2 separate regions of the Homo sapiens genome follow, and region 2 is linked to region 1. The links are chromatin loops, found by intact Hi-C in ENCODE. Cell type or tissue: ovary. All regions are shown on one strand. Links, peaks and the distances in the headings refer to the core of each region. The heading gives the core; the rest is flanking DNA. Region 1 overlaps NMNAT2 (nicotinamide nucleotide adenylyltransferase 2). Region 2 overlaps LOC105371646 (a long non-coding RNA gene).

Region 1 (11,780 bases), core at 1,682-9,681:
CTATGTTAGTGGCAGCAAATCCATATGGGTCTGCAGCAACCTCAATTCTTGCCTCCTCAGAAGAAAGAACTCGACTGAGGGGCATAAGGCAGAGTAACAGACTGAGACAAGTTTTAGAGCAGGAGAAAGTTTGTTTAAAATCTTTAGAGCAGGAGTGAAAGGAAGTAAAGTACACTTGGAAGAGGGCCAAGGGGGTGACTTGAGAGATCAAATGTGCAGTTTGACCTTTTGACTTGGGGTTTTATATGTTGGCATGCTCCCAGGGTCTTGCATTCCTTCTCCTTGATTTTGGGGCAGGCTGTCCGTATGTGCAGTGGCCTGACTAGCATTTGGGAGGGGAGCATGTGCAGTGTGCTTACTGGAGTTATATACACGCTAACTTGAGGCGTTCTTCCCTTACCAGTCAAATGTCCCAAGGAGGTCATATACCAGTTAAACTCCACCATTTTGCCTCTTAGTGCACATGCTTGAGCCCACTCGCCCAACTCCTGAGGTCTTATTGGGAAGCTGCTGATCACCACCTTCAGGTGTTTTCTGTCTACTGGGAGACTGCCTTTCCCTGGTGCTGGCTGCAACCAATTATTATTTTAGAGAGACAGTTAACAACCGCCTGACCATCACCTGATTGTTGCCTGACATTCCTGGTAGGGCAGGGGAGACCTCTCCTGCCCTGCTCATGCCTAACTACCTACTATAATAAAGGAACCCTCAGCATTGTGTTAGGGGCTGTGACAATTCAGAGACAGAAGATAGCCTCCTCTGGCACTTATGTCTACCAAGTAAACTAGTGCCAGGGTTTGTTTGCAGAAAGGCTGGCACTGCTCTGGGAATCTTGCTCAAGGCATCCAAGTGTGGTAGGGCCAGAGGACTCTGCAGGCCACCAAAGAGACCCATGGACAAAGCCAGAGGACAGTGAGAGGAGCAAAAGGAAGGGGTCAACAGCAAACTAGGAGTCACTGCTGGGAAATAGGAGAAGTCTGGGACCAAATCTAGAAGGGTCCTGGGTGATGAGGATGAACATTGCGAAGAAGCCACACTCACCTTTATGCTAAAGGTACAGGATCAGAATAGACAGATACAAATATGAAATTCCCCCCTTCTTTTACATTGCAGTTGGCAGAAATGCCTACAGATTATTATTCAATAACCTCCCCTCTCCCAATACACTGTAAAAAGTGTAACACCTCCTTTATTGGACTGTTGTAAGAATTAAATGAAATAATGTGACCATATGGTAAGGCACCTCCTTGGACCTCTTGATTCTCACCTTGGGTCCCAGTGCTTCATTTCACCCCCTGCAAAATCATGGCTCCAGTCCCTACTTACTGACAAGTGATGTAAATTTCAGTAAACATTTTACAAAGAGATGGCAGATGTTATAGTGTACATCACCCACCATTTCCAAATATCCCACTCAACTCTAGGGAGAGGAAATTTTGTTCTTCTCTTATTGGAAGCAGGTTTATCTCTCTTCCTCCTGAAACTCCTCTTGGCCATGTCCTTCCTACAAAATGCCCTGGCTTCCCCTGCCCCCGACTTATCTTCCTTGACCCACCTCTATCACATTTTCTACCACTCTAAATCCCTTGATGTGGCTGCACATCAAGTGATTTAGAGTGGTAGAAAAGGTGATAGAGGCTGGCCTGCCCTGCTCAACAAGCAAAATCCACCACTGCTAGTTAAACTCTGGTCAGATGTAGTTCTGCAAGCATGCCCCTGCATATATATGTAAGGTTATAGCCTATCCTTTCACATATGGAGTTTTTAGCACATTGTCTAGTCCAGAGTAAGTGATGGATAAATGGGAGCAATATTATCAGTTGTTGCCAGTGTCTGTCTCATGATATCTTTCCTGGGCCAGTATGCAGTCACCCCTGAATACCTGGTTGCCCATGGTAGTGAAGGGCTGGGAGAATGGCTGAACGGCAAAGAAGGGTGGGTAACTGCCATCCGGGGATATTGTGGGCTGGCTGGATCTCTGAGAGGCCTGCAGACATGTGGACATTGTCAATGAGCATCCAGAAATCACTAGAGGAGCTGCCTCCTGCCAAGGACAGTTTGCTCCTCTCTTTTTTGTAACCACTGGTGGCTTCACTGTCAGTGAGAATGGAGTGACTTGCGAAGACATCTGCCTGTTCCTGCTGGGCAGAGGACCTCATTGAGATGTGAGCCCCTGGTGGGTTCTGCAGTGGAAGGCTAGAGGAGGCTATGCCCCTAATCTCGCTGTAGAAGAGGCAACTTTAGCCACTGCTGGAAGGATCTGGGGCTGACAGTCAGGTGGCTCTCATCCTGTATGAGTGCTGGCAAAAGAACCATGGTTTTCAGCCAGATTTTTGCTCCTGTCCTACCCCATTGTCTTTTCTCACCCTCACAAAGCCTTTCACTGAAAATAATGGAGACTTAGAGTAGAGAGAGGCTCTACAGAATAGAAAATAATCAAATTTGCAGTTGGAAAAGAAGTCATTAATTTGCTTATTGGATACTTTCGATGACAAGGTGCTCATTTCCAGACTGTTTCACTGTTGGGCAGCTTCATTTATTAGAAAGCTCTTCTGTCATGAATAAAATCTGTGCTCTTACAACTTAGTGTTTGTCTTAGCACTATCTTCTGAAACTCTTGACTAGGCTCTGCTTTGTTTTGCTTTATTATCACCCCCATTTCCTGACACCTAGACAGAATCTTGAACATCTTTGATACCCAAATGCATAATAATACAATTTGTAGCATCACCAGCCAGCAAGTAGAGGCACTGTCCATTCTGTTACCAGTTGAAAATTTGTGGGTAACATGTTAATAAGTTATTAGTGGGCATCTCAAACATAGCTCACTTGCTATGCTTCTCATCAACCTCTATCTCTTTTCCCTTCATAGCACTATCATCCTCTGACTTATTTTAGGTGATTCATTTATTTGTTTATTGTCCATCTCTTCTCTGAGAATATAAAGTCCATGAGAGCATAAGCTGTCCCAGTTTGTGTTGTCCTGAACTGTATCCCATTTAGAGAACAATGTTGAATCTGGGAAGCACTCAGTTAATGTTTTTTTGAATAAATCAAGAGCCAAGGCCCTGAGCAGTGGCTCACGCATGTAATCCCAGCACTTTGGAAGGCCGAGGCGGGAGGATTACCTGAGGTCAGGAGTTCGAGACCAGCCTGGCCAACATGGTGAAACTCCGTCTTTACCAAAAATACAAAAATTAGCCGGGCGTGGTGGTGTGTGCCTATAATCCCAGCTACTCGGGAGGCTGAGGCAGGCGAATCGCTTGAACCCGGGAGGCAGAGGTTGCGGTAAGCCAGGATCATGCCACTGCGCTCCAGCCAGGGTGACAGAGTAAGATTCCGTCTCTAAATAAATAAATAGCCAAATTAGGATAGTGAAGTTTCCAGATTCTGTCAGTATTCACTCAAGCACTCCAGAGAACAGCAAGCTGTTTTTTTTTTTTAAAGCCAACTGTGTAGCAGCCATGGTCCTTGAGTGAGGGGACTTAGGATTTACTCCAAGGTTCATCCCAAGTTTGCACTCATCATCTGGGTGACCTTGAAGCTGGGCGTTTAACCATTCTGAGGCTTAGCATCCTCATCTGTAAAATGGGATTGGCACCATCTGCCCTATTTAACTCACAGGGTTGTCCTGAGGTTGAAATATGACTGTATAAGAGAAAGAATTTTGTAAGCTGGAAAACTATGATATATAAACATGAGTTATGATGATGATGACAACTGAAGTTATATAATCTTGATAAAGTGAAAGTGTATTTAGTCTGAGAAGGAATTTATCTTCCACTCGAGGTGAATTAATTCCTGGAGCAGCTAGGGATCATGTGATCTCCAGAGATGCTCTCTGTGAGTTTGCTCACCGACACCACCACCATTTGAGTGCCTACTATGTTAAGACAGTCACAGAGAACAAAACAGAATCCTTGCCCTTATGTGTTTACAGTCTAGAGGAGGCAGAAAGACAATCAACTAAATAAATAAGGAAATGATGTAGTATGTTAGGGTTACAAGTATCAGGAATTAAAAAAGAAATAAAATGGATAGAGGACTAGTGAGTATGGGGTTGGGGGATTGCAATTGCAAAAGGTGATTGGGGGAATCACATTGAGGTGACTCCTGAGCAAGGACTTGAAGGAGATGAAGGATTTAGCCATATGAAGAATGCTTCTGGGAAAGCATTCCCAGCAAAGGGAATAGCAGTTGCAAAGTCCTGAAGCTGAGCGCTTCCCTCACATGTCCAAGAAGCCAACAAGGCTAGTATGTTTGGAGCGGAGGAAGAGAGAGGGGGTGGTAGATGGGATTAGAGACATAGTGGATGCCCAGGTTGTGTAGGGCCTTATGTAACATTGTGAGGACTTGGGCTTTTACTCCAATGGAGAAAGGGAGCCATTTGAAGGTCTTGAAGAAAAGTGTTACATGATTTGGCTTTCATTATATTTGTTCTAGCTGCACTGATGAGAACCATAGGGGTTGAGAATAGCAACAGGGGAACTAGTTAGGAAGTTACTGCGTGTAATCTATAGGAGAGGTGATGGTGGTTTGAACCAGGGAGGTAGAGGGTAAAAGTGATAGGGTATCAGATATATTTTGTAGGTGGATTTGCTGTTGAATTGGCTTTGGTGAGAGAGAAAAAGGAATTAAGAATGAGCCAAGGCTTTTGGCCTGAACCCTTGGAAGAATGGAGTTTCCATTTATTGGTGTGGGGTATCTGTGGGAAGAGCAGGTTTGGGAGGAAATGTCAGGAGCTCGGTCTTGGACATGTTGCTTCTGAAAGGATGATTAGACATTCAAGTGGAGATGTTGAGTAAGCATAGTTCAGCCTGAGCCAAAAATAAAAATATATAAATAGTAAATAAAGTCAGGAGGCATCAGCATAGAGTTGGTATTTAAAGCCATGGGACTGGCTGAGAATACCAAGGGAGTGAATGCATTGGAGAAGAGGTCAAGGACTGAATCCTGGGGCACTGCCATGTTTGGGGATTGGGGAGATGGGGAAGAGGCAGCAATGCTAACAGTGAAAGAGCAGCCAGGGAGACAGAGGAAAATCAGGAGACAGTGATGCCCTGGAAGTCAAATGCCATCAGTGTTTAGGGGGCACGATCAATCATGTCAGACATTTCTGAGAGGACAAGTAAGGTGAGCACAGAGAAGTGATTGTTGGAGTGAACTGAAGTGGAAGCCCACTTTGAAGGCTTTGACACGAGCAGATTTGCTGGAATGAAGGGGGCAGAAGCTGGACTGGAGTGAGTGTCAGAAAGTAAAAGGAGTGTAATGGAGAGCACCTATTTAAACATTCTTTTGAGGAGTATTTTTCTAAAGAGGAGCAGAGACAGGGTATGGCTGGAAGATACAGGTCAAGAAAAGGTCTTTGTTTTTTGCTTATTTTTTTTTAAGATGAGAGAAATAACAGCATGCTTTTATGCAGATGGGAATCATCCAAAAGATATGGAAGAACGGATGGGGCAAGGCTGAGAAGGGAGAAATCTCGAAAGAATGTCCAAGCACATTAGAGTAGGTTATAGGTATTGGGTCAAGCCAAAATGGAGGAGTTGGCCTTGCCTAGAAGCACCAACAATTCATCTATATGTAGAAGAGTAGAGAATACAGAGTTACAGACAGGTAGGTGGATAGAAGTGGTGGGAACATGGAGAAATTCCCTTCTGAGAGCTTCTGTTTCCTGAGTGAAATAGAGAGAAAGGTCATCCTTGCAGAGTGAGGATGAGGATGGGAGGAAGCAATGGGATTTGAAGAGAGAAGAAGCAGGCAAAAGAAGCAGAGACAGAGCCTAAGTGATGTGGTGTGGAGGCATTTCTCCAAGGCCTTTGGCATTAGTTCCAGTGAGGGAACTCTTCTATGCTCATTGATGCTGCAAAATACCAGGTGGCCCTATCCCTCCTTCAAAACTTCTTGGTCAGGTTTGTGTTAATTTTTAGGCATAAGTTTTGCCTGAAACTTGTGTTAATTTTTAGGCATAAGTTTTGCCTGAAACTCACGTGCATCACCCCAAATGATTTCAGGCTGTGGAGGCTATCAGAACTGTCATGATATTTTCAGAAATTGACTTCATAGAAAGAAAATAATAGGTTTTGCTCTGACCCAAGCTGACCTTCAAAATGTTCCAAATGCATGCAGCATCACATGGTTGAATTTCACCATCACATCATTAGTTAGGGAGTCCGTTCTGGCCTGAAAGAGGAATTACTTGTTTCTTTCATTTTAGACAAATGTGCTATCCTTTACATTTCTCCCCAGCAAAAACTACTTTGGTTTATCTCACCAGGCATCCGAAGCATGAGTTATTTTGTGTTTTTTCAATTTTAAGTGCTCTCTTAAATCACTACCTTGTAAACAGCAGCCAAGAGTCTTCAATTTGGGTTTTAAGTATAATTTGTATAACTACCATCAGAATCAAGCAGCCAACAAGTATATGTGAGACAATTATGATGTACTCTCCTAGAAATCATAATGTGTGGTGATAGCATACCCGGCGTTAAACAAAGTGCTGATGAAGACAAGATGGGATGCTTTCTCAGGCTCAGCTCCGTTATAATAAGGAAACTGAGGACTGAGGGCATGGAGACAAGATTAGGGTGTGAAGGTAACTTTGACTGTTGACATTTCCTCACTGTAAGCACTAAGTGAGCACTTAATTCATTAAGATCTGTGTATCTCATTTTCCAAGGCTGACTGGTACCATGGGCATTTTTGAGTAGCCGTTTTAACATTGATGTTCATGCGGCTCACCCTATTCAGTAATTTCTGATTTGTAAACACACAGAGAAAACAGCAATGTTCCCCACCTTCCCGTACCACTGCTGCCCACAGTAGTGTAGTTAATGCCCTGTGTAGTTAATGCCTTCCAAACCCCTGGCACCACAGAAACAATGTTCTATATCGTGATGAGCTTCTATTGCACTATCCTGTAAAAGCTTTGGTGCATGGGTCCTTTTAGATAGTTAAGAGTTTACTTTAAGGACAAAGAGAGAACTAACGTATTTTCTTTCTTTCCTTCCTTCCTTCCTTCCCTCCCTCCCTCCCTCCCTCCCTCCCTTCTTTCTTTCTTTCTTTCTCTTTTTTCCTTTCTTTCTTTCTTTCTTTCTTTCTTTCTTTCTTTCTTTCTTTCTTTCTTTCTTTCTTTCTTTCTTTCTTTCTTTCTTTCTTTCTTTCTTTCTTTCTTTCTTTCTTTTTTGACAGGGTCTTGCTCTGTTGCCCAGGCTGGAGTGCAATGGCATGATCTCAGCTCACTGCAGTCTCAACCTCCAGGGCTCAAGCAATCCTCCCACCTCAGCCTCCCAAGTAGCTGGGACTACAGGCATGTGCCCCCCTGCCCTGCTAATCTAACCTCTTTAATACCTACTTTGCACAAGGTGCTTTTGCCTGTTTTGTCCCATTTAATTCTCAAAACAGCCCTGTCAAGTTGGTTTTATCCCCACATTTATAAGATGAGAAGACCTAGGTGGCGAGAGGTTATGTAATTTGACTGAGATAAGGCAACTACAAAATAGTAAAGCTTGGATTCAAATTCAATTCTTGGTATGTGACAAAACAAATAAAAATATTTTTGAAAGAGAATATTATTTTTAATTTCCATGCTTCCTCCTGGAGGATGGATCCCAAAGGAATGTGTTCTTTGCTCAACAGAGATGACAAGTGTGAGAAGGTAAACTAGAGACTCTATATTACTCAGCAGAATAATAAGGGGGATATAGAGATTCAGGAAGAATGTTAGCTGGGGACCTGCAGTGCTGGAGGGGTGATACTGTGAGAGGGTGAAGGGATGGCCAGCTGGCAGGCGAGGAGCTGGCTGGGGACAGAGATACCTGATGAAGATTTAGGGAAGAGCAAAGTGCTGTGCTCTGCGTAAGGCTGACGCTCTCCTCCATTCCCTAACTCCCTCCTGAAATCACCAGTGAAACCCTTTCTTTTCCTTGTGCTCCATGACGTGTGTTTGCTTTGAGGGTAATGGAATCACGTTGGTATACTTACTCAAGGTTGGCTGGCAAGAACAAAGGCTGCCCACAAGGGTCTGGTGAGGATCTTCAAAGCCCATTCTTTTTCAAGAACTCATGAATATTTACTGAGTTATTTTTGTGTGCCAGGCATTGTTCTAGGGCACCAGAAATACATCGATAAACAAGAATGAAGTCTCTGCCTTTATGTAGTTTATAGCTGGGGGAGACTGACAATAAGAAAACAAAGAAATGCTATGAAGAAAAATATAATGGAGAATTATTTTAAAAGTGTTGGAGTAGAATGTCCTTAAATAACTTTGACAGGAGTCTTCTTTATTAAAGACAGATAATTGAACTGAGGACTAGTGGTTGCAAACATTTAACAGTTTTTTATTGATTAATTACAAGGTGCAACATCGAATTCTAGATATTGTAGCAGGTGAACTGAACATAGGTCTTCAAGGACCATATGGTTAATAAGGGAGATGTGACAAGTTTATTAGTAATTTTAGAAGTGATGAGTTACCTACAATGCCATGAACCTTCCAATGCATTTGGCAGAGGTGTTTTTCTTTAGGACCCTGAAATTGGCCCAGAGTGAGAAGAAAGCCCTAGAAGGGCCCCACTCTGCCCCCAGTTTGCTACATCCCTGCCTGCTTAAGGTTTCACCTTTTTTTCCCCAAATAAATGTGTGCGCCTCCATATTCTTCAGTTTACCAGGCTGTCTTCCTGCTCATGGCTCATCTTTTCTCTAGTAGTCCTCGCTAAGGTAGGAGAGCCTAATGGTTAGGTCCATGGTTTCTCAGCTCAGTCACTTGTAGCTGGACCACTTTGGGTAAGTTACTGATCCTGGGCTGTAGTTTCTTTATCTATTAAACTGCAGATATCATTGTACCTGCTTTGTGAGTTTCCTGTGAAGATCAAATGAATTAATTTATATAATTAGAAGAGTGCCTGGCACATAGCAAATTTCAAGTTAGAGTTAGCTATTATTAACATTATTCTGGTGTTCTCTAAGGGTTTGTTATTACTATTTGGACTGACCTCACTCACTAGTACCTTAAGACCACCCGACTGAGAATCTACCTCCTGACTCCCAATCAAACAGGAAGGCCACCAGTGTTGAGCCTTCGGCACTTCAGATTTGGGATTACAAAAAAGAGATTTACCTCTACGTGAGACATATGAAAACACCAATGAAGTGGTATTTGAGATGGACCCTGGAGATGGGGAGGATGCAAACATTTGGTGGGGAAGAGGAGGGGAAAGCCATTTCATCAGAGAGAATACCATGAGCAAAAAGACAGAAGCTGGGCATTTGGGGCCAGCACTGAAATGTTGTTTGGTTTGATTTGCCTCAACATTGAACGCACCAGGTTAAGACCAAGAGATAGATGTGGAAACATAGTAGATTAGTTGACAAATTGTGGAGGCATGTGAATGTTAAGATTATTGGTGTTAGACCTTGTAGGCAAATTGAAAACTATTGTGGATTTTTAAGGATCCAGATTTGTTCTCTGCTATAAAGTAGATGTGTGGCTGTAAGAGCTGTTTACCTCAATGGTAAATGGCCCAAAACTACCGTAATTTTCTGAATTCTTCAATTATTTTTTTCTTACTAGTCTTATCTATCCATTAGGTGCTCTACAGGGATTGGGCAATGAATTAATTATATATTCCAAATCAAGGGTCATTAATATTTTCTCGATAAGAACAGGCAAAAAAAAAAAACACAGGGATCTTCCATCACAGAAATATAAACTAAGAGCTGTAGATGAAATTTCAAAATAACATTTAATTCATGAATATAACTACTTATACAGATTTAGAATTATACTCTATATATTATTAATTTATAAATATAAACTAATACATTATTTATGTATGATATTATTATTGCTTTTCTTCATGCACATTTTATCAAACAATTTCTTCAAACTAATCACAGGCATTTTCAACATCAATTTCTCTGTTGTCATTAAACTGAATTTTTGAATCATCAAAACATTTTTTAATAGTTTTCCAGAGCAAAACATCTTCGCATTTAACTAAGTTGTTTGATATAAAGTACTTCTTGCATCTCTGTATAATAAAATTTTATCATTACTCTAAGTGTCCTAACTATGTGTCCATTTGTATAATGTAAGAACAGTTTTGATTTTTTTCATTTATCCTATAACTAGCGATCCATGAGCTCCACAACATAACTATATATTATACTGCTTTTGTAATTGTTAAATAATTTTTTATTTTGTGCAAAATGTTGACACAAGAATGTCAAGTGAAAAAGGCAGAATACATAACTATAGAAAGATAGTATGACCTCAACTATGAAAAAATAATATCCAAACCAATTATTTTGCTTTTTAAAAGTGATCTTTTTAAAAATTCATATAAAATGACGAGCCCTTGCTATTGTGAGGTTATTTCTCCAAAAATAATTATTATGTTTGTGTTAAATTTCTTTGCTTTTGCTTTTTATCAGTTTCATAAGATGTTTTCTATAAACACTCAAACTTAGCATAAATAGCATTTGTTTTAGGTGAATATAACTTCCCCCAAATGGTACATTGCTATTCAAAATAAGGTAATTGAAAGGGCACCTCAAGATATTGGAAACTTTGTAAAGATTTATACATGAGATAACTCTGTCTTTCCTGAGGGATTTTTTTTGGTGGGGGACACCTTACCTTATATTTGGATATATATGGCTTTCTAAATCTCTCAAAGGTATCTTGTGATACCTTTGTTCACAGATCTTCCATGACTTTTAATCTTCTCGAAGTGGATATAATTTTTGTTTACAAGATAGTCCTTCCGGTAACAAAATATATTTAAATACTATGCTGTAGTAGAGTTAAAAAAACAAAAACAAACACAACAAATTTTTAAGTCCCCTAGCACAGTCCTCCCAAGTAGCGTCCGGTCTCAGTTTTTATGTCTCTTCTCTGGAGCTTCCCTGACATTGTGGCCCAGTTCCCTTCTATGCTGTCAGCATCCAGGCCTCATCCCCTCGGGCCCTCATCAGTGACTCATAGGCACCGACTTGCCTGTCTGTCTTTCTAAATAGACACGTGGCATCCTGAGGACAGGCACTGTGTCTTGGTCTGAGAGAGGAACGATCAAATAAGGGTCACATTTCCTCATATGACAGAGAATCATTCCAATATCTTAGAGAGTTGGTGCAAATTTCAAATGATGCCATATGCAGATTTTAATGTTTGTTGATTCCAGCTATGTACACACATTCAGATAGTTGCCATCTGTTGCCTAAATGTATGGGTGGCCAAATCTCATATGTGAGGTGATGAAGTGAGGACAGGCAATGCCTATAGTTTAAATGTGGAGGATTTTCTGGAAAAAAAAAAAAAATTCCAGGCTCTGTCTGTTTATATCACATGGCTTTGGTTTTGTGATGGTGCCAGGCCACACCCCTGTCACAGAATATATGCAAGTTCAGCAGGTCTACAGACTGGTAATCTGCTTTGGTTTTGTTTTATCTCAATTAGACCTGTGCCTGCTGTCTTTCAAGATTATCTTCCATAGGTGTATTTAGGTGTATAGGTGTATTTTTAGATTGTTAGATAGCTGGTGAATATTTTTCCAGAAATTTCTGGTGTCTGTGGGTTTTAGGCTATTGCTTTAGCTAACTTCAGCCATTGTCAAATAGCTCACATTTTCTAAACAGGCAGGCACACGTATATACCTGTGGATGTTCATTTTGCCAATGTTTTTGTTGCATCTATTCCATATTTTGTTGTTTTTTTTAGAGACAGAGTCTCACTCTGTTACCCAGATTGGAGTACAGTGGCTCAATCATAGCTCACTGCA
Region 2 (11,780 bases), core at 1,576-9,575, 50 kb before region 1:
GAGAGTAGTATGTATATTACGCTACCATCTGTGTAAAAAAAGAAAAATTATATATGTTTAAAAATACATATATACATTTTTATATATAGAATGTCCATGGAAGGAAATTTAAGAAATTGGTAATAGTGGTTGCCTCTGCGGAGGAAAACAGAATCACTGAGAAAAAAGAGAAACTCACTTTTCACGATATGCCTTTTGATTTTGTATACATGAGTGTGTTACCTATTCAAAAATAAACAAAAAAAAGTTTAAAGTCCACACCCAAGCAGAGACACTATTTATTAATTAAATGTAGATACCTCCCCTACACACACTTATGAGACTCTGTGCCAGTGATTCTTGTATTTTTTAAAAGAAATATATCACACAGTCAAGCGTGGTTCCTTCAAAGAGAGCATCACCCTGCTGACTGAGTCCCCTTCTTTTAAAGAGAACAGGCAACTTCTCAAGGGATATTATCTGTGGATCATTAAAGGCCCATCTAACTCAAAACATTTCCTTTTGTTAACTTGTCCCAGTTCTGGAAATCCCTACCCATGGAACTTCTTTTATTTTTATTTTAGGATAAAGGCATTACATTTTCAGGAAGTCCCTGTCAGGCTGCAAATATGTAACCTGGCTAACCTGGAGACATTAGGATGGATATTTTTGTTGGTTCCCTAGCAGAAAGCTGTTTCTTGAAAAATAAGATTGGTTTGGTGGGAGGGAGTTTAAAGACACTGATGCATGCAGTCCTGCAGAGAAAAGTTTACGTCCTGGAGATTTACCAAATGAGAGTTTCTGGGTAGTAACAGGCATCATGAAGGTAATGAGCATTTGGGAGCACTGAAGGAAGGGATGAAGCTTTGTAGAGTGTTACATACAAACCCTACCCAGTTTTTATGAAGCAAGCCATGATTGTATAGTAGGGTGAAGTCCTACACCAAAATTATAGGAAGGCCAAAAGTCACAGTAATTGAATACAGGTTGACAGTAGGCCAGTGCCCTTCAGTATTTTTTAAAGCTATCACAGTAATATAACCTGTTATGAGGTGATTTTAGATACATCATCTGCCCCAATATTAGCCAATGTATGTTCTGAATAATACCAGTCTCTTGGAATGTTAATAGTTGTTGCTAAAATGTGTTTTATGATCAAATAATTTTGGGCAACAGTAGTTTAAGCAGAAATTTTTTTCTTGTTGGAACTTCTCAGAGCCTATAGCATGCAAGTGGGTATTTTTCCAAGGGAAAAACAATTATACACTGTGCCCAAAATTGTCTTCTCACAGAACTCTTTTTTATCACCGTGCATCTCATGCACTAATGTTAGGTGGGACACTTGGGAATCGCTGAGCCTTCCTACTCTTGCCCTGGCCTCCCATTTCTATCCTGATGATCATTTTCACCTTGTCTTACCTTGCCCTCCCCTGAATCATTACATAACCTCTATTATGATGTTCACACTAGGAAAATAATGATGAGATCAAAAGTGATGATGACCTTCACAGAAGGACTTCCTTCCCACTTATTACCATACTCCTATGCGTGAGTAAAGGCTCTGCATTTTTTGAAGAAACTACAGTCTGTAATAAGACTCAGACCAATGTGAGATTGAAGCAGGCCTTAATACTACAATTGTCAGTGAAGCCTGTCCTTTAGGTATCATGATGCTCTCTGTAATTATCCTTTGCCTTCTTGTAGGCCTCAAAAACTGGCTTGGCACTAGGGCTCTCTGAAGCAATCATTGTGTCTTTTTCTACCCTTCCACATTTGATTCTTCTAAGTTCCTAAATCCTTTAAGGCTAAAATTAAGTTTCGTTAGAGTTAGAAACTCCAGACCATGGAAGGCCACCCATCTCTGGACAGTACCTACTGCAAATATTGCATTATTTGGGACTGGGACAGCTCTGGTCAACATAATCTCCGAGGGTCAGAGATAGCAGTCAATGATAGCACCACTTATTATTTTCCTCAAGAGAGGCTGCTTACATATATATTTGTAAAATCAGAATAAGGCTTTCTGTAGCCTTAGAGTCCATCCGAATATTTTGTCTCATTCAAAAGAATCACAAATCCACCTTTAATGAGCTTTGAAAAATAATTTATTTTCACTGAAGGCTCTTGAAGAAGTAGCAAAGTGATGAATCACATCCCATCGCAAACAATGGAACTTAGTCAAAATCCTTCTTTCCTATTTCCCCAAAGCCCCACGCTGCAGAGCAGCTGCTGTCCAAATGCTCCTGCTCAGATTTCAATCACTCTCTTCACCTCTCACCTCCCTACTTTCTCTGTCCCTTTCCCCTTCCTTCCAGATCTTTTCCACTGCAGGTAATTCTTATCTTTTTTTTTCTTTTTAATGTAAATTGCTTTAGCTTCTCCTTCAGTTCTTCTTTCTGTCCCTTACCAACTTTTCTCCCTATTTCTTTCCCCGACTTACCCCTTAGACTCAACAAGGAAGCTGGAGGAGAACAGAAGAAGGGAACATGATCAAGTCTTACAAGTTACTCTTTTTCTCTGACACATATATCTTATATAATACATATGACATTACACATATGTAACATGCTATATACAATATATATGATATATATTATGTTATGTAATATGTCTAGCAGAGCCTCATTATAACAGTCTTTGCCATCTGTCCTGTAAAGCTGCTAAATTAATGGACCAATTAGGTATTTTTTTTTCTGATGCTGTAGTAACTACTTCCCTTTTTAAAGTTTATACTTTTAACTCAATTGCATAGTATAGCAATAGTTTTCTAAGGAATTTCTCCAAAGACTGTGTAATTAAACTGTGTGCAATCAAAGCAAATGGACAGAATTATAGGAATATTGGTCATTCATATTAATAAAGCTATCCAACTATCTTTCCCTGGTCAGATAGTCTGAGCTCACATGGGAAGGCCCTTTTGTGTCTTATTTGTGCTGAAGAAGATAAGGAAAGCATTGAGTAAGAACTAGGTCAGGTCCCTTCCACTGCTTATCACAGTCATCAAAGCAAATTTCTTAGGCTTAGAAGTTTCTCGTCTTTTAAATGGATTTGCTGTTCTTTTTTCTTTTATACAAACCAGAATGGCATTTGCTAATCATCTCACTTTCAAGCAAGTTTACATATCATAGTGTGTGTATGTATAGATTTATGTGAATTTTCTCAAATCACACAAAATTATTTTTGGCTTGCATGTTTAATTATTTGCTGGGCAAATACTTCGTATGTAAACTCTGCAAAAACATATTTCTAGGCTGAGTATAAAATTTTAGAATCAAAAGTAGGAATTTCTTCAGAGAGATGCTAAACTTGAAAAAGAATAGAAAATGTCGGAATATACTACCCAATCCCCTGCTGCTTGATCTTTGTCAGAGTGAAATCAGGATTCAGTGATGAGGACCACATCCTGTTGCCATGGAAATGATTGTGCTGTCACAAATATAGTACTATGACTTCATGGTAAAGAGGAACAGATGGTCTGGAAGAGAATGAAGGCCTAAGGTTAGCACAATTGTTTGGGGAATAAGTCATCTTAGATTCTTTTTGGAAGTAGGTAGAAGCACAAATAATAAGCAAAAATGACTTCACTGTAGCTTTGCAAAAGCCGCTGAGTAAGAAAGAGCTTAGCCAAGGTAAAACTACAAAGCTCTTTTCCAATGAAAGAAAAAAACATTTTAATATAGGATGAAGCACAGGTAACAATACAAAACAGCTTTACAAGTCCATATTCCAAAGTTGCCGCTCCACCCTTCCCCAGCCTCTCACTTGACCACTGTTGAAGTAACTAGCACCTAGAATGCTTAGGGCCAGTGGTAAGCATTAAAAACAAAAACAAAAACAAAAAAAACAGAAACGAGGCTGAAATAGACCGAAACAATATTTGCCATCATTTTTACAATGCCTCATTTTTAGGTATTTCTGGTTTTAGTGTTGGTTTGATTCAGGCATCCTGGATCATATACCTCCAAACAGCCTCAAAACACAGGATTGGATAGTTGAGCTGGTAGGTGTAGGGCCTGCACAGTCAAATCAGGGGCATGTGTAGCTCACTCACCTTGCCCCTGAGTGATCGTGTGTCCAGACCTGGTTCTCCAGCCATGATGACACTCTGAAAACCACTCTCCACTAACAGGACAATGAAACCACGGTGTCCTCAGCTACTCAGAACTGACATTGGTTAGAAGCACTAACTTTTAAAAGGGTCAGCCTGGTATCTTCTCATCATGATATTGTTCATTTAAAGGGCAAAGAAATTTCCCACGCTTATTGTTATGGTCTGAATATTTGTGTCCCTATCTAATTCATATATTGAAATCCTAACTCTTAAGATGATGGTACTGTTAGGAGGTGAAATTGTGCCACAGAGTTAAAGAAGCCAGTGAATAACAGAAATTCTTGAGCTTGTATGAGAGCAGATAAGAAAAGAAACAACTTGCCGAAATGCTGAAACTCCCTCTGCTTGTGATATTTAAAAAAAGAAAAAAAAAAAAAAGGCTGAAATTGATTGGAACCAGCATGGTCAACTGGAGTCTTTGCAGGATAAAATTTTCATTTCCACCATGTTTCCTACTAAGTTCCCCAAATTTGCAAATGTGATTCATGAGGTAGCATGAAGAGATAATTGTGCATGCCTGAGGACTTTCCAGACCTCCCCTTTCTTTCCACCAATCACCTACTAATCCCAGAATCTACCCCATAAACCCTTTCTAATAAAATGACTGCCTTAAAGCCAGCACAGGGAGACAGATTTGATCTGGACTCTTCTCTCCTTGTTGACTGACTCACAATAAAAGCTTTTCTCAAAAACCTGGTGCCATAGTATTGGCTTCTAGTGCCTTGGGTCTAGTGCCTTGGGTAGTGAGCCCTTTTGCTCAGTAACAGTGGGGCCTTTGGGGAAGTGATTAGGTCATGATCTTCATGAATGGGATTAGTGCCCTTATAAAAGGGACTGAAGAGAAACCTCTCACCCCCTTCATCAAGTGAGGACACACTGAGAAAGTGCCTGTGAACCAGATCCTTACCAGATATTGAATCTGCTGGTGCCTTCATCTTGGACTTCCCAGCCTCCAGAACTTTGAAAAATTGCTGCTGCTTATAAGCCACCAAGTTTATGGTACTTTGTTATAGCAGCCTGAATGGACTAAAGCAATTATAAATGCCACTACAATCACTTATCCTTAGAAAAACACTTTTTATTTGGAGTAGAGGCAACAAGAGAGATTTCCCAGCACTATCATTCTCTTGCGTTATCAAGTGAATTAACCAAGAGAAGCTAACATGAGATACTAGCTAGTATGTGCCAATGCAAGTACTTTTTAAAAACATTTATTTTGAAATAAGCTCAGATTTACAGAAAAGTTGCAAATATAGTGCAGAAAGTTCATGGACATCCTTCATCTAGTTTCTGCTAATGTTATATAACCACAGTACAGTGATTGAAATTGTGAAATTATTGGTGCCATACTGTTAATTAAACTGCAGACTTCATTCAGATTTCACCAATGTTTCCTTTTTGGTTCTGAGATCTAATGCAGGAGACCGTGTCACATTTAATCATCATGTCTAAGTCTCCCTCAATCTGTTCCTCAGCCTTGTTTTATCATGACCTTGACAATTTTGAAGACCACTCATCAAGTATTTCATAGAATATCCCTGAATGGGGCTTTCTCTGAAGTTTTCTCATGATTGGACTGAATTATGGATTTTTGGAAAACAATATCATGGAGGTAGAGTGGTCCTCTCATCACATCATATTGAGGGTACATGATCAATATAACTTGTTTACTGATGACGTTAACTGTGATCACTTGGTTAAGGTAGTGCCTGCCAGGTTTCTTCACCGTAAAGTTACCATTTTCCCTTTCCATTCTCTATTCATTCGAAACAATCAGTAAGTCCAATCTACACTCAAAGTAAGTGAGCTACACATGCCCCTGATTTGACTGTGCAGGCCCTACACCTACCAGCTCAACTATCCAATCCTGTGAAGTGAATCAGGCTTCACCTTCTAGACGAAGGTTTATCAAATAATTCGTGGACATATGTTTAAGCTACCACAATAATTAATAAATATTTTTTTGATGAGATACTTTGAGGCTACACAAATATGCTGCTTCTCCTTAAGGTTTTACCTACAAATTTTAGTGGATCTTACCTGCAGCAGTTATTACTAAGGTGCTCTAGTGGTGATTTTAAATGTCCCTCATTCCTTCTACACTTATAATTTAGAATTCTTCTCTAAGGAAGGTTTGCTCTTCTTCCCCTAATTTATTTGTTTATTCATTTACTTATTTGTACTCATTCCATACTATTGTATGGAATGAAATTACATTTTATCTATCTATCTATCTATCTATCTATATATATATATAGTTTGTTTGGATTGTAATCCAATTTTGGGTTATTGGGGGTGGTTTCAGGTTGGCTCCTGTGTCTTGTTTGTTATGCCCTATACAGGAAAGAATCAACAAAGAAGCAAACCCAAGGCTGATATCCTTAGAAGAGGCTGCTTAAAGATTGACTCTTTCCTGACATCTGGGAACCTGGCTTGTGAAAAGTTCCCCAAACCAACATGAAAAGTCTCCTGTATTGATAAGGCTGTTTTGCCCTTGAGGCACTGAATTACCACTTCCTTCAGAGAGTCTGATATTTTGACAGTTTCCAGGCAGAGAATGCCTTTTAGCACTAGCCCCCAAGAAAAACCCTAAACTCTGAGTCTCAAATGGGACACACACACACACACACACACACACACACACACACACACATTGAATTCATATTGTCATTGCCAACTTTATTTAGAACCACAGGATTTATTTCAGTCTTCTCTGCTTGCTTGTTTGTAACTTTTTTCTCTGACAGTGAGAAAGCTGGCTTCCATTAACTACAATTTATTTACTTATTTGTTCAGCCTTAGTATACATGTAAAGTAGTTTCAGAACTGCTAACTTATACTCCTGCCTGAAACATAATGACCAATTAAAGAAAAGCATTTATGCACAGTTGATTTTGCTTTAGCTTTACAGTATCCAGTTAAAACACATTTCCAAAGTTACTTAGGTCAGCTCCTTTTTCCCCAACCGTTTTAGTCAGGTTATGTCATATAATTGTAACACAGATTTGTCAGTCTGCATTTCATCCTGGAATCTCCCCACATCGTGGTTGATTTTTTAAAAAAATGTACACAGTAAATTTCACTTAGGTTTATAATACATTATACCTTAGTTAGAATAAATGTACCTTTTGTGAATGTGGACAAATGCATAGAGTCATGAATCTACCACCACAGTATCTTGCAAAACTGTTCTATTACCCTAAAAATTGTCTTGTGTGATCCCTTCGCAGTCAACCTCTTCTCAACACATGGCAACCACTGATCTGTGTTATCTGTCTCTAGAGCTTTGCCTTTTGCAGAATGTCATGTTAATAAAATAAAATAGGTTGTGATCTTTTAGGTCTGGCTTCTTTCACTTAGCAAAAATTTATTTAAGATTCATCTATGTTGTTGTGTGAATCAATAGTTAATTTCTTTTTATTGCTGAGTAGTATTCCATTGCATGATATACCACAATATGTTAATCTGCTTACCTCTTGAGGATATCTCAGTTACTTCTAGTTTTTGGTAATTATGAACAAAGCTGCTATAGATATTCATTTATAGGTTTCTATAAATGCAAGTTTTCAATTCACTTTGATAATTACCTAGGAGTGGTATTGTTGGGCCACATGATAAGTGTATGTTTAACTTTGTAAGAAACTGACAAACTCATTCTGCCATTTTGCATTACCACAAGGAATGAACAAGAGTGCTTGTTGCACCATGTCTTAACCAGCATTTTGAATTATCATTTTTTAAAAAGTTGCCATTCTAATAGGTATGTTGAGGTATCTTATTGCAGTTTTCATTTGCGTTTCTCCAATGACTATTGTGAGCATCTTTTCATATGCTTATTTGCCACTTGTGTATCTTCTTTGGAAAAGTATCTGTTCAGATCTCTTTTTGTCTTTAATTTATTATTAAATTGCTTTATTTGTTTTTCTTGTTATGAGTTCTTTGTATTTTGGTTGTAAGTCCTTTATTGATATAAGATTTGGAACTTTTTCTGTAGCTTGTATTTTTATTCTACTAACAGCATTTTTGTGTGTGGGGGGGGGGGAGGGCATGTTTGGTGGAAAAGCCAAAGTTTTTAATTTTGTTGGGTCCCGTTTTCATATTTTTCCTTTTATGGATTGTGCTTTTGGTCTCATATCTAAAAACTCATCACCAAACCCAAGATCATACAAAATGCTGTTTTTCTTCTAGAAGTTTTTTATTTCTACATTTTACATTGAGGTGTATGATCCATTTTGAGTTCGTTTTTGCATAGGTGTAAGGTCCTTCCTCTTTCTTTTCCTTTTCTTTTTTCCTTCCCTTTCCTTTTTCTTCCCTTTCCCTTTTCCTTTCCCTTCCCTTTCCCCTTCCCCTTCCTTCCTTCCTTCCTTCCTTCCTTCCTTCCTTCCTTCCTTCCTTTCTTTTCTTTCTCTTCCTTTCAATGTCAAATTATTCCAGTACCATTTGTTGAAAACACTGTATTTTCTCTGTTGAATTGAATTTGAATCTTGTCAAAAATCAACTGATGGCTGGGCGCGGTGGCTCACTCCTGTAATCCCAGCACTTTGGAAGGCCGAGGTGGGTGGATCACGAGGTCAGGAGATCAAGACCATCCTGGCTAACATGGTGAAACCCCATCTCTACTAAAAATAAAACAATAAAAAAAAATTAGCCAGGTGTGGTGGCGGGTGCCTGTATTCCCAGCTAATCGGGAGGCTGAGGCAGGAGAATGGCGTGAACCTGGGAGGCAGAGCTTGCAGTGAGCAGAGATTGCGCCACTGCACTCCAGCCTGGGTGACAGAGCCAGACTCCGTCTCAACAACCAAAAAAAATCAATTGACTGTATATGAGTGCATTTATTTATGGGCTATGTATTCTATTCCTTTGATCTTTATATATTATATTAATATAGTAGTATTAATATCATAATTATAATATTCCCTGTCTAGTTCTAACATCTATGTCATATCTGGTCTAGTTATGATTATTACTTTGTCTATTCAGGCTGTCAACCTAGATGTTTCAATTAATTATAGAAATGATCCTTGAAAGTATAGTATTAGCTGAGATGTTTTAAATACATTATGTTAAAGTTTTCAAATGGATCTAAAAGTTCAAGGAGAATTTTAAAGTATATGTTTATATTTTATGATCATCTAATATAAGATTATTCTGGATCTTGTCATGCAGTGTTAGTCACCATGTTTGTTTCCAGTTTAGTGTATATCAGTGAATACCCATAGTAACAGCATATAATATTTAATGAGTGGGAAAGCATGTTATGTCAGACTTCTGTTAACTTTGCATGTCTTAAATTTAAAGTCATTATTATCCTACATGTATCGCTGTGCTCCTGTGGATTAATTTTACCAGTTTCACAGACAAAACTAGTTTTTTATAGTGTTTATGTTAATTAGACTTTTTTATAAAAATACTTTATTTAATAACGTGAAATTTTGGTTAAACATGATGAAAATGACATAGTACCAGCTAATGCATTGTGGCCAACCTAATATGTAAATTTCTTATATGCATCAAGTGAAGGCTAAATGATGTCATGCTAGGTGTACAAATGAAGTGCTGCTGGTAGATCAAACAGAGAAGAAGAATGAGATAATTAAATAATCTGCACTATAACGTCCATTTCACATTACAAGTGCATATTTTCACTTTGCAAGAGTATATATAAGCAATGCAATATATGCACTTGCAATGTGACAGAAAGCAAAAGAAACTCACATTGCCCTCTCCTCCTCTTTTGGAATTGGCAGCCTCAACCTGAGTCCTTTGAGCAGAGGCAGACCTTCCATAAACTTGTAAGGAAGCAATGCAGTTACCTGTGATGGCACAAGGGTGCTTGGCAAAGTGGGTAGGTGGGACTCGACACCTGGAGGTGTCGAAGCACCTAGTTTCCAAGTTACATAGAAGCACCAAATGGACTAATGGTGGCTCTGGTTGAATAATGCTTTCTGGGTCAGGTGTGGTGGCTCATGCAACCTCAGGGATTTGGGAGGCCAAGGTGGGAGGATTACTTAAGGCCAGGAGTTACCGACCAGCCCAGACAACATAGTGAGACCCCTGTCTCTTAAAAAAAAATAATAATAATAATTTAATTTTTATTTTAGGTTTGGAGGTACATGTGAAGGTTTGTAACATAGATAAACAGGTGTCACAGAGGTTTGTTGTACATATTTTTATAGGTACATCACCCAGGTATTAAGCTCAGTATCCAATAGTTATCTTTTCTGCTTCTCTTCCTCCTCCCACTCTCTCCCTCAAGTAAACCCCAGTGTCCGTTGTTTCCTTCTTTGTGTTCATAAGATCTCATCATTTAGCTCCCACAAAAAAAAATTTTTTTTTAAGTAGCTGGGTGTGGAGGCATGTGCCTGTAGTCCCAGCTACTCCAGAGGCTGATGCAGGATGATCACCTGGGCCCAGTAGTTCAAGGCTGTAGTGATCTGTGATTGTACCACTGTACTCCAGCCTGGGAAACAGAGTGAGATGTTGACCAAAAAATATATATATATCCTTTCCTTTGCTAGGTCTGTTGTATCCACCAGGATACATATAGCTGCAAGTCACAGAACACATGACAAATAGTGGCTTAAGCAATTAACACTATATCTGGCGATAGATGGTTCTGGGGTTGGGAAGTGGCTCCACAATGCCATTAAAGATCAATTATTTTCTCCATGCTGACACCCTCAGAGTCTTCAAAGTTTATCTCATGGTAATAAAATTGCTGCTGCAGCTCCAAGATTACATCTTCATACAGTTGCATTGAACCCTCATCTGTTTTGATCAGGAATAAAAGTCATTCCCAGAAGTAAACTCCTCCTCCCACCCCAGCAGACTTCCCCTCATATATCATTGGCCAGAACTGGGTCACATAGTTACACTGGCTTTAAAGAGAGCTGGGAATGATAGCCTAAAAAGGAAGAAGAGTTGGCAACCAACAGTGTCCACAATACTCAGAAAAAAAAAGTCTCTTTTCCACTTTCTGTCTCAAACGCAACCCTCAAGTTTAGTTAGAAAAAAAGCACCTCAACCGCTCTTCTTTTTGATTCTGGAATTTCTTTCTTAAATAACTTTGTAATCTCTATACTAATATCTAATTTATTTAGACTAATTGGAAACAAGATAAATTTGTTCATTTGAGATTTTTTAAATTATGGAATAATTTTAGCAACATGCATATTTACCACTTTAAACTGCAGCTTATTGGTAAGGACTGGGCTAAATAGGGAAGGCCAAGAACTAATCTTTAATGATGGACGCTTTAATGAATAAACACTAATCACCTGGGATAATTTCATTATTTGTATACAAAAGTATCTATCAATCTTCTTAAGCATTTTTTTTTTCTGAACTCCCCCTCTGCAACCCTGTTTAAGATATGTGTCATTTGTGTGGCGGGGAGGGAGGGGGGACGGGGGTGGCAAAAAGTTAATCAAGGCAGCAACTAAAGGTAACCTAGATAAATTAACCCAACATTGGCTTCTTACTGTATCCATAACTTGGCTTTTCTTTGTTTATACAGAAAGACTCTTTCTGTTAAAAATGTATTTTTATTCACTCCATCTTATTTCTGGTACATTTTTTTTTTTACTCAAAAGCTTTGCGAGCCTAAAAATGCGAGTGTAAATTAAATTTTCCTAAATCTTGAAGCATGGATGTCCAATCAGGATCTTGGTATGTAGAGAAATTCTATATG

What was found. A loop is a pair of places that touch in the nucleus more often than their neighbours do. Peaks named below come from ENCODE experiments on the same cell type or tissue, not always from the same donor. Only the 100,000 strongest peaks of a DNase experiment are listed, where the experiment ranks them.
Region 2: a loop joins it to region 1, with 8 times the contacts of the local background. A loop is called at or near these places in 2 of 110 quality-filtered maps.

The regions. Positions count from the first base shown.
Region 1 is chr1:183,385,140-183,396,919 of GRCh38, reverse strand. All of the region lies in intron 1 of NMNAT2 (nicotinamide nucleotide adenylyltransferase 2), which reads left to right. Among named protein-coding and RNA genes, the nearest start is that of NMNAT2, 27 kb to the left of the region's middle. In ovary, for the core only: no CTCF peak of the experiment used is centred there; no DNase peak of the experiment used is centred there; H3K27ac peaks cover 1,469 bases.
Region 2 is chr1:183,434,859-183,446,638 of GRCh38, reverse strand. LOC105371646 (a long non-coding RNA gene) reads right to left here. Exons shown (of 4, transcript XR_922351.2): 2 at 3,320-3,454. Among named protein-coding and RNA genes, the nearest start is that of NMNAT2, 22 kb to the right of the region's middle. RefSeq lists a silencer at 2,899-3,099. In ovary, for the core only: no CTCF peak of the experiment used is centred there; no DNase peak of the experiment used is centred there.